Regions from separate parts of the Homo sapiens genome. Here region 2 is linked to region 1. Evidence: chromatin contacts called from ENCODE Hi-C or POLR2A ChIA-PET data. All regions are on one chromosome and are shown on one strand. Each heading gives the region's core, a stretch centred on a gene start or an enhancer-like site at or near the end of the contact. The rest is flanking DNA. Distances are from core to core; before and after follow the strand shown. Region 1 has its middle 110 kb from the start of HEMK2. Region 2 has its middle 81 kb from the start of HEMK2.

Region 1 (5,819 bases), core at 2,868-5,367:
TTCCTTCCATAAAGTCATTCTGCCCAACTCCTTTACAATCGTGGGTTCTTTAACATTGGCTCATGAAACATCCTCTCACAGTCACCTGTCTCATGGCTGGCAAGTCCTGTGAGAACTCTCCTCTCACAGGACCCCACAGTCCCTTTAGCTTTTCTATGTGCCCCTCCAGCGACCCCCCTTTTTTTGTTTCAGCCTCCAACGTGATTGTTAGTTATTCGGGTCCATATGCGTCCTCTATGGATGAGGAGCAAGGAATCAGGGTGTCGGGAAAGTGTGAGAAAGAGTTAGAAGAGGGTCTCTCTTTCATTATATCTCTGAGAGGCTGAGATCTCTCACAGCTAGAGGTAGTCTCCTTGCAGAGATGTTACTCCTCTGCCCAAACAGGATGCACTTCTCTTACCCTGGGCTTCCCCTCTGTGAGCCACGCATCATGCCATGGAGACCACTGGAGGTTGGTGGAAGCAAAAGGCCATCCTCTACCTAACCTAACTCTTGAAGCTTGTCCAAAGGATACATTCTACTTCTTCCCCACCACAGACACAGAATACTGGGGATTCTTACTGTGTAGCATGCAGCATCCAGCCACTTGCAGAGTGTCCACTCAGTTTGTGCTCACCTTATTTCATGGATTGGCCAAAGAGATAAAGGATTTCCTGTGAGTGTTCCCGTATGGAAATACCCATTCTTTTTCATTTCAGATCTCCATCATCCCACACTCAATTCAGAGGAAATCAGACCTTATTCTCCCTTTCCTCAACTTTCATCCAAGAAGTACCCTTCTCCTCATGTTCAGCCTACCACCCACTCCTGGATAGGGAACAAGAAGGAAGAGGCAGATCCTCGTCGGTCTCCTCTAGAGTACAACCAATGGAGCATCTCATGGTCAGTGAGATGAGTTCCTTTCCCTCCAGTTTCTTGATGGATTGAAGGTCATTGCTCTAAGGTCCTGTTATGGACTAAATTTTGACCCCCTAAAAGTCATATGTTGAAGCCCTAACCTCTGATGTGACTATATTTGGACACAGGATCTTTAAAAAGGTAATAAATTAAATGAGGTCATAAGGGTGGGCCCCAAACCTAATAGGACTGCTGTCCTTACACAAAGAAGAAACACCAGGGGTGAGCATGCACAGAGAAAAGGCTATGTGAGGACACAGCAAGAATATGGCCATCTGCAAGCCAAGCAGAGAGACCTCAGGAGAGAGCTAACCAGCCAACATCTTAATCTTGGACTTCTAGCCTCCAGAATGGTGAAAAAATAAATTTGTGTTGTTTAAGCCATTTAGACTGTTGGTATTTTGTTATAGCAGCCCTGGCAAACAAACAGAGGTCCAGTTGAATTTTACAAACTGGCAAGGATCCTGACTGGTCTACTAGCTGACAGGAGATCTCTCCAGATGTCAGGGATCTTAGGCCCACCTGGGACCCCCAGGTTTCAAAACAAGACCCAATCTCTACCCAGAAGCTTCTGGCATTACCCCTAGATGATGTGTAAGTATTTTTTCTATTGCAAAATTTGTGCGCTGGGCTGTCAGATAGCTAACTTATACGGTTTGGAATTTACCTCTCAGCTCAGTAGCATAAGGGAGGTCTTTGTTTTCTCCCCCAAAATGAACGTCAAAGATCCTACCAGAACCTTCAGCAAAGCATAATGAATCCAGATACTTGGTTCCTAATAGCAGCAGATATATGCCCTGGGAGACCCATATTTGGACTTCACTGTCTTTTCTACTCCAGATGTAAATTTTCTAGGTTATTATTAAAGTAAGGTTGTGGATTCTCTTGAGGGTGATATAAAATAATCATAGATATTTTAATCCCTCTGAATTTAAGTATTTCCCATTGAAACAGAGCCCCTTTTTCTCTCTCACTTGCTTATAATGACTCAAAAGGGAACCAGTGAACTGAAATTTTTCTTAACCAAATCTACAAAGTGTAAGCTTTCTTGTCCTACAGGGAAAAGCCTGCACATACTAAAGTTATCTAGGTTATCTTGGAAAGTTTTAGCTGTCCAGTTCCCAGGACAAGAATTCAAAGCTTTCTAACTCTAAAGCTTTCTTATTCTGAATAATTTCTAAATGGGCTTCCTTTGTAAGCAATAGTTTGTACTGACTCAATTGCTTACAAGGGTCACATTTTGACTAGACATTTCCTGCCTTTGGGCTAATGAATTACATCATAATTCAATTTGAATGCCTCAAAGTCATCAGCCAGCACCCTCAGCATTGTGGGGCAGTACTTCTAAGGCAATAGTAGTTACTGTCTGAGAGCTGAATTTTTTCTGCAGAATGCACCATCAATAAATGATTTTTATTTGCCTTCCCTAAAGCAAGGCTTTTGTGACGTTGAATTTGTAAGTTGTATTTTCCATCTCACAAAAGATTTCACAAGGAAGTAGAGTTTGGGGATTGCTTCTCTGCTCTTGTGCATCCCACAAATCCTCACCCACATCCTGACTCCTCAACAGGTCACCGTGTTAAGAGTTGGTAGGAAGAAACCCTTTCCTTTAGGATTTTTCCTCTTCTCTATACCCCATGGCCACCTAGTGTAATCAAGCCCCTTTACTTTCTTCCCTCTGGGCTCTTCTTAGGTTTTCCTTACCATTCAATTCAACTTGTTTCCAAGTGAAGGGAAGAGGATGGGGAATGAGGCTTCCCAAGGATATGTCCAGTATCTTTATGATACTGAGACCTTTCCAAGTGCTGTCATTTGAATGTGTCCCCCAAAGTTTGTGTGTTAGAAACTTAATCTCCAATGCAACAGTGTTGGGAGGTGGGGCCTAATGAGAGGTGATTAAGTCACGAGGGCTCTGTCATCATGTATGGATTAATGTCATTATTGTGGGAGTGAATTAATTATCTCAAGAGTGGGCTTGTTATAAAAGCAAGTTCAGCTCTCTCTCTCTCTCTCTCACTCGCTCTCACCTTCCACCATGAGATCACACAGCAAGAAGGCTCTTGCCAGATGCTGACACCTTGACTTTCTAGCCTCCAGAACCATGAGCCAAACACATTTATCTTTGTTATAAATTGCTTGGTCTGTGGTATTCTCTCATAGCAGCATCAAACTGACCTACACACTGAGCACCTAGATCAGACTCCTCTTAGAATATCTCCTGAGTAGCATCATGCTACAATTCTCTACCTCTTTCTCCACTGTGAGTCAGTACCAAATGCTGTCTCTCTTCCTTATTCTAGCCATGACTCTGGATGGAGAAATAAGATTAAAACACACACACACACGCGCAACTTACTGGAATTTATAGAGCAGTTACTTCATGCCAGACACTGTGATAAGTACTTCAGAAACATTACATCAATTAATCCTCACAAACAACTGTTACTCCCATTTTATAGGCAAGGATATTGAGACACAGTGACCACACAAATAGCAAGTGGCAAGCCAAGGTTTGAATCCCAGTTTGAGGTCACCACTGTGCTCTGTGAACAGGACTTATGATGGCCAAGTACTAATATTACAATATTGGAATTTATACTCTCTGGAGTTACGATTCAGGGAGAGATGATTTGGAAGTATAAAGTCAGATATTTTCATATTAAATCTAGGTCAAATGTTCTCAACCAGAGGTTATTTGCATCACTCTCCCACCACCCTGACCAGGAGACATTTGGTAATGCCCAGAGACATGTTTGGTTGTCACAACTGGGGACTGCTACTGGCACCTAGTGGGTACAGGCTAGGGGTGCCGTGAAAAATTCCATAATGCACAAGATGCACCACCCCCCCCCGCCAAAGAATTGCCTACTCCAAAATGTCCACAGTGCTGTGATCCAAACACCACCTCTAGGGGTTTGGTTTAGTTGCCATATTTTCCTCTCCCCTACCCATTCTTCTCTTTGGATTTTAATTCTCTGTGTCCATTTTAACAGTCTTGTTTTAGGTTAATCTTTTACTATGACTTTCCAAGGTCCTTTTAGGAAGCAAGGGGAGTGTGACTGAAGGAAAAACTGACATTCAAAAAATCTCCTGAGAAATAGCACCCTGCTTGGAACAAAATCCTCTGTGAACACTATTTTGGGAACAGTGACCAAACAAGCCAGTCGTCTGCCACTTACACATCCAATCCTGCTTACTACCACTGCTTCCTGGAATCCTGTCCCAAGAAAGGGGCTAGGGGTGAGGAGAGTGGTTACCCTGGAACATACCATTTCTATGAGAAATCTTAAAAGAAAAAAAAAAATGAAGACAACAAACCTGTAACTTGATGCCAGCCTGAAATCCTCTTCACTAATCATAAGTCAGAGAAAGTGAAATTATTTCCATCACACTCATACAGCATGTTCTCTGGGGTTTGCAGGAACAGAAGAGACAATGTGGAGAAAATGCATCGTCTGTGGTTCTGAAATCAAAGCCTAATTAGTCAGAAGACAAATCCCATGGGCTTCAGTACTAAAACCTATGTTTCAACCATGCCTATGTTGGGAAAGTCCTAAAAGTCAAAGAATGATAAGGCAACTTTAGTGGAGAACATCTTTGTTTACATTACAGGACTCACATGTAAACTTTGAAAGCATGCAATCAAGTGAACAAAATATTTTAATTGGCCTTTAAAATATTATTATAAGAGCAAGACCAACTTGTTTAAAGTATTGCCTGGCTGGTCTCTGGTTTTGGCAGCTCATTATACTGTCTTAATGCCGTAAGATTTATTAATGGTCACATGCATTTCTCTGAAAAGCATTCCACATTTTATCCAATTCTGGGTAAAGGTTATTTATACCTTAGAATGCTCTTAATTGCTTCACATTAAAGAAAAATATGGAATAAGTTATAAGTATTGCCTCATTTAATGTATTTTCAAATTATAGCGTTTTGGCAAGTTTTGCTCATTGACTTCTTTAAGCTTGGGATATCTTTTATCCCTTTTACATTCTCTCAAAATTTTCCTTATCACTCAAAAGCTAATTCAGATACCAATTCCTCCATTAATCTGTTCCTGACTCCCACATCAGCATTAACCAAATGTGCTTCTCTGCTCCCAACCATATTGCTTCTGTATTCACTAGGCATATGTAACAATCATTTTGCTCTACATTATATTTGTCTCTGTCTTTCTTCTTTAATTAAAGTAATTAAAGTACCTTCAGTGGGAAAGACAGCATGTTATTCATTTTGCATCTGAGGAAACTGATAGGGTGTCTGGAATTAGCATCCAATAACGATTGATTAAATTACATGTAATCATATGAGTTTTATCAAATAAAAATTGCTTCAAGTTTGTTCTTTTGGTTTGTTTGAAGCGGTTTGCTCATTTTAATAATTACATGAGACCCAAGCCTCAATCTCTTAGAACAGGTAGCTCTAGTGCCTCTCCTGCTCTAGACTTAATTTTGTTTCCATTGGTGCCAGGATATGAACAAAACATTTTCTGATGCAAATATAGTCTCAGATTGGGACCACACCAAATACCACAGTCCAAGTAGGTGAATAATGCACTGAATATTTGGCCTGGTTTGGCTGATTGCAGGCAAGCTAGCTAATAATTAATTAAAGTAGGATCTTCTGTATTTACTTCATTTCAAAACTCCTTGACACTCTCTCACTCGGCAACTCTCATTATCAACTAATGACATTTAAACACCTAATACATACTAGGCATCTTTAACAACTAGAAATACAGAGCTCAGTAAAGACACAGAACTGACTTCATATGAACAAATGTAGAAACATATTAATAGAAGATTCTCTCTTTTAATATCTAAAAGATTGAAAAGATTGTTTAACAGAAAATATTGACCTAGAATGTGACTTGAGCAGGCAAGTAGTTTGTTTCCAAGAGAAACAGGTACTCTCCTAGT
Region 2 (5,909 bases), core at 3,121-5,620, 34 kb after region 1:
AAAATTGGCAATTTCAAATGATTTAAACAAATAGCTATGAAACATACGAGAGAATGTTCAATAACACTTATAAGAAGAGAAAGGCAAATTAGAACATCACTGTTGGATTAACAAAAAAAGAATCCAAAAATTTGGAAACTCACTATGTGGTGAGCTGTGGGGAAACAGAGGCTCTCACACATCATTGGTATAAATTAACTTATCTTTGGCGGCCAATTTGGCATATCTATTGAAATTACATATATATATATAAGCTTTGGCTAAGCAATTCTACTTTGGAGAATGTATCCTGTATATATACATGAGCAAAATGATGAGTGTACAAAGTTACTCATTTCAGCCTTGTTTATAACAGCAAAAGAGTAGGAATACATAAGCAAGTGCCTAGCAATAGGGACCAGTTAAAAACATAATGAGTCATTGGTACAATGACTTTCTATACAGCTTGTAAAAAAGTAAGAAGTTTCTTATGTACAGACATATCTGTAAGATCTCCAAGAAATACTAAGTGAAAAAATTAAATACAGAACAGTGTGTGTTGTATGTTACCCTCTGTTGAAAATAAAAGGAAGAGAAATAAGTCTCTATATTCATATTTCTTCTCTATGCATAAAGAAATTCTGGAAGGATACAACATAAAAAACTAATAATACCAGTTACATAGAGAGGGAGCTGGAATGGGGAACAGAAATGGCAAACAGGCCAGGTGTGGTGGCTCAGGCCTGTAATCTCAGCACTTTGGGAGGCCAAGGTGAGTGGATTACTTGAAGTCAGGAGTTCAAGACCAGCCTGGCCAAAATAGTGAAACCCCGTCTCTACTAAAAAAAACACAAAAATTAGCTGGGCATAGTGGCATGAGCCTGTAGTCCCAGCTACTCGGGAGGCAGAGGCAGGGGAATCACTTGAACCCAGGAAGGGGAAGTTGCAGTGAGCTGAGATAACATCACTGCACTTCAGCCTGGGTGACAGAGTGAGACTCCGTCTCGAAAACAAATAAAAAATTAAAAAAGAAATGAAAAATATATTTTCTTGTCAAGCTTTTAATAATTTTAGCATTTTGAACCAGGTGAATGCATTATCTATTCAAAACAATTTTAACTTAAAAATAAATAAATGAGTCTTATGACTGATCAACAAAGGATTTGGAGTAGATGCTTGTTTATATCATTTATACACTAGATCATCTACATAAGTTGTGGGACTCTGAGAAAATTAAAATATGAGGTCTCTTGTTATAAACTTTTTAAGAACTTCAAGATGGCAGCAGCACAGCATTAAACCAATCACTGGGGCCCTTCTAAGAATGGGTCAGGCACCTGTGAAGTTAGCCCTGGTTGCACACAACTGTACTCATCAGAATATAAAATTCAGAATACTAATGTCATTCCCAAAGGGAAGCAACTGGCTTCTCAAAAACCCAGGCAGCAGAAGTCTTGGAAAAAATCATTTCCCTCGATTTCACATACACTTCATGTTCTGTTGGTTCCTAAGCAATTAACCTGAATATATACGGGTGCTGATCCCAAGGGATTAACATACACATCCTAAAACCTCAAGCTTTGGAGACTAACCATCTTCGATCACAAATTTGTGATCATGCAAAATAATAGAATCTTAAGAAATGGCCTTTGTATACATAGTCAGTTTTTTGAAATAATAAGTTTTTATTTTACTGCACTCAATTAAATTGTGAAACCCAAATAAAGTCTGGAGCCCAATGTGGTCCAATCTCAATCTACTGCTACAGTCAAAGAATCATAGCTTAGCAGCCAGAAAGTACTGAAAGAAACTTCCAAGGTTTTCTTTTTCAGCTTCTTAAGAAAATGCCAAAGAAGGAAATATATTCTTAATGCCCAGAAAAACACATTTTAAATTCTCTCTCATCACTACCTCTATTAGGCTCCTCCATAAAGCTATTAATAGTAGCTGCTTCCCAAAACTCTCTCCTCCCGTTTACACCCCACCTTCACCCACATAGATTTTCTGTTCCTTACCTCATTTCTTTCTACCTCTACTACTCTTCCCTCTTCTCACTTATTCAAATGTGAATCATCCATTTCTATTTCTTGGGTACCCCAATTAGAGTAATTGTCTGAATTATAAGGGTTGGGTTAGGGGAGGCAGAACTTTAGAGCAATGCCAGAATTGTCTTTCATGGGCAAGAGAAGGGCAACGAGTTATGCATACTCACAAATAATTTCTGTCCTTGTTACAGTTGCAGTTATCAACACTGTACTGCTAACAGAATTTCTTCCAAAATGACTGTAGCATATTCCTCAGGAAATTCATACTGACAATTGTTTTGGAATGAAGAAATGAAGCACAAGTACTCTATCAGTATCTAAAAAATGAAGCCAACATTCTAAATAATCTTGTTCAATTAACATATGGTATTTATTAGCTTTATCTCCAAAAGATAAAGGCTATCTTCTTATGAAAAACCTTTTTCCCATCTCTTCTAGAATCAGGAAGTTCAGACAAATTTACTTGATTTTCTGTGCTGTTCCAACTAGCCCAAGAGTTACTATCTGTGACTTTGGTACTGCTTATGTTTATCTACCATTGCTCCATTACTTCAAAAAATGCAAAACAAGACTTGAACATTTTGTAATTCAAAATAAAGACAAGAACAGCCAGATTTTCTTTTTAGCTGTCAACAGAAAAATTCCAGCAATCAGTTTGAATATCTCATATAATTAAATGTTGAGGCCGGGCACAGTGGCTCACGCCTGTAATCTCAGCACTTTGGGAGGCTGAGGCAAGAGGATCGTTTGAGCCCAGGAGTTCAAGACCAGCCTGGGCAACATAGGGAGACCCCATCTCTACAAATAACTTAAAAATAAAATAAAATAATAAATAAATACACATTGAAATCATTTTTAAAGGTAATACATATGACCCTAAAATGATCTACCCTGTGGTAAAGAGACAATGGCACTTGGTAGGCTGATGGATCATAAACCAAAATCCTATCCAAAAGCTTCATCACTCAGAACACTTGATAATCTAACATTAGACGGGCCACATGGCATGTGCACATTTCTTTCATTCCTGCACACACAATATCAAAAGGGCTGGGAAGAAAAGCAGCATTCATTGAGTGACAATTACACTACATACCCTATTCTAGACACTTTGCATACTGTTTGTAATTCATGTTTCTCAAAGTACCCTGAGAGTTTCTTAAATCTACAGAAACCTGGGTTGTCATTAAATATACAGCTTACCAGGCCCCACCCCTGAAAATTCTGATTCAGTTGGGCTAGATTGGGGCCCAGGAATCTGTGTTTTAACAAAATGTACTCTTCATTGCAATGTTGTAAAATTATTTTCCTTGTTTCTGTCTTGCAGAAGCAAGGCAACTGTGAGAATTAAACAATTTATCAGGGCACCCAGATGACACAGGGAGAGCTGGATATTCAATCTCAAGTAGGTTGGCTATAAAGCCGACTTTATCACTGGGCCATGCCAAATCCCAGTAAAACTCCATTTGCACTCTGACTGAAATAGTGGCTTCAGTTCCCCATCTATAGCAGTTCTAGCTTCTCACTGCCTGTTTTCCCTCCCACCACCCGCCCATAAAATCCAGCACTGTATAGGCTCTTGAATTATATTATTGGTTATTATATGATAAAATTTTGCATTGCAACTTGAGCAGGAAGACAAACTAATGAGAATCACATCCTATTTTCTAATTGTCTCAAACCATACCTCTATAAAGTAAAAAGAGTTGATTGAAACCAAAATGTTTGGGAATTACAACAAGCTATTCCTAATCGACACAACTTGTCAGAAATTTGGAGGCTGCCGTCAGCTCAGTAGCTTCTCAAACAAAGCAGTATCAGAGTATGTTTTGAGTCCCTGATTCTTTCAACTGGGTAGATGCTTCTGTACGACTTTACATTGTTTTATTTAAAAGCTGTGCTTTTTTTTTCTCCGAAACTAGTGTATTTATAGGTGCTACATGCTTTAAAAGTCTCTGACTTTGAATCCCTGATTCTTTCGGCTGGGTAGATGCTTCTGTACGACTTTACATTGTTTTATTTAAAAGTTCTGCTTTCTTTTCTCTGAAACTAATGTATTTATAGGTGCTACATGTTTTAAAAGTCTACAACTGTGAAAAATGATGTAACACTGAAACAAGCAAAACCTTGAAGGAAAGTTGAAATTGAGATTGTCCAAAAACTCAGCCAGTACATAGTGTTTCCGCCTACTCTGATTTTTCAGCAGTTTTGTGATTTCTTTTCCCTTGTTTGTTTTTGAGTACACTCATCAGTATGTCCCATGGCATAGTGTCTGTTTTCCAAAAATCCAGAAACATGAGTCAGCTGTTCAACTATTATATACAAATTTGGTAAAGTACCGTATTCATGGAATCTGAGTGTGTTTTCCAGGAATTACGTCTCCAGTGCCCCCACATGACTGCCTGATCAGCCTGTGATGCCTCTGAAGTGTTCTGCACCTACTTTCTAAGGGAAATGTTGTCACGACAGATAATTATGGAATTGTGGGCTTTTAGTTATTCAGAATAAATCTACAAGGCAATAGTTTAATGAATTTAATATGCTGGTTCATGTAAAATGTCATATGCCATATGTAACATGACTGTAACTTAAGGATATTCTTTTAACTCAGTAAACTTGGTAGAAAATCCTTGTATGAACCTGATACGGATTAAACTGTGCTCTCTCAAAAAAAATATGTTGAAATCCTAACCTCCAGTAACTCAGAATGCCACCTTATTTAGAAATAGGGTAATTATAGATGAAATTAGTTAAGATGAGGTCATGAATGAATTCTAATCCAATATGACTGGTGGACTTGTAAAAAGGAGGTATTGGGCAGTCCCACAGAGGCTGGACTGCCTGGCTGGTGCATCTTTCCTGGTCTGCAAAAGACAAGAAAATAAAATTAAAAAGGGAAAATGGGACAGACATAGACATGCAGAGAGAAAAGGTTATGTGAAGAGACATCCAGGGAGAAGATGGACGAATGAAAATGGAAGAAGAGATTCAAATTATGCTGCCACGCACCAAAGAATGCCTGGGTTCACCAAAAGCTAGGAAAGGACAAGGAAGGATGCTACCCAGATGCTTCAGAGTGACCATGGCCTTACTAACCCCTTGATTTCAGACCTCTAGCCTCCATAACTGTGAGACTAAATTTCTGCTGTTCTTAAGCAACTCAGTTTGTGGCACTTCTTTATGGCAGCTCTAGGAAACAAATATAGAGCCCTTGAAGGTACTTTCAGCTGGAAAATGTCAGAGGCAGGCACAACTAAACTGAGGTTCCTGCTTAAGTGAATTTATTCAGCACAGGACTTTAAATGCCATTTATATCATATGACTTCCAAAGGTATTATCTACCATCATTACCACTTCCCGAGCTCCAGAATCAAATCTGCAACCACCCGATGGGTAGCTTCTCTTGCCTAATAGCATCTGAAAATTAGCACAACCAAAGCAGGACTTTGAATTCATTGCCTGCCCATACTTCCCCTAGTCTACTGCATCTAAGTAAAGACATCACCATCTACTAAGTTATTTAAAGAAAAACCCGGGAGTCATCCTAATTCCTTCCTGCCTACCCACCATATCCAATCCATCTGTGTGTCCTCTAAATTCTACGTCCAGGTCAGTTTCCTGGGAGACACATTCTGAGGTGGAGATTAGCATGCAGAATTGTTATCAGGGATTGCCCTCAGAATCAACATCCACAGACAGAGGGAGAAGCTGAACTGCAATGCAGTCACCATAGGGACCTCAGTTCATCCTACAAAGAACTCTGGAGCTGTGAGGGCCCCTATCTTGAGTCATCTTTACCCCCACTCCACTGACCAGTTAGTGAGTGCAGGTCATCCCTGATAAGGGAATGTGGCCTTGGCTGACATGGTTCTTTTTGGCAGAGAG

The links. A loop is a pair of places that touch in the nucleus more often than their neighbours do. ChIA-PET counts read pairs that join two places held with the same protein, here RNA polymerase II (POLR2A). Pooled maps may share reads with other maps.
Region 2: a loop to region 1 is called in a map of ascending aorta, with 4 times the contacts of the local background. The contact joins two enhancer-like sites. A Hi-C loop is called at or near these places in 4 of 168 maps with a recorded cell type or tissue (aorta, ascending aorta and chondrocyte) and 3 of 50 pooled maps. POLR2A ChIA-PET finds 5 or more read pairs at or near these places in 1 of 52 experiments (BJ).

What each region holds. Positions count from the first base shown.
Region 1 is chr21:28,767,779-28,773,597 of GRCh38, forward strand. It overlaps a transcript of HEMK2 not described here. Among named protein-coding and RNA genes, the nearest start is that of HEMK2, 110 kb to the right of the region's middle. Within about 2 kb of position 4,118, at least 3 of the 41 ENCODE cell types and tissues checked have a DNase peak (open chromatin) inside an H3K27ac peak, as active enhancers do; they include ascending aorta, where a contact is called at or near this core.
Region 2 is chr21:28,801,746-28,807,654 of GRCh38, forward strand. It overlaps a transcript of HEMK2 not described here. Among named protein-coding and RNA genes, the nearest start is that of HEMK2, 81 kb to the right of the region's middle. Within about 2 kb of position 4,371, at least 4 of the 41 ENCODE cell types and tissues checked have a DNase peak (open chromatin) inside an H3K27ac peak, as active enhancers do; they include ascending aorta, where a contact is called at or near this core.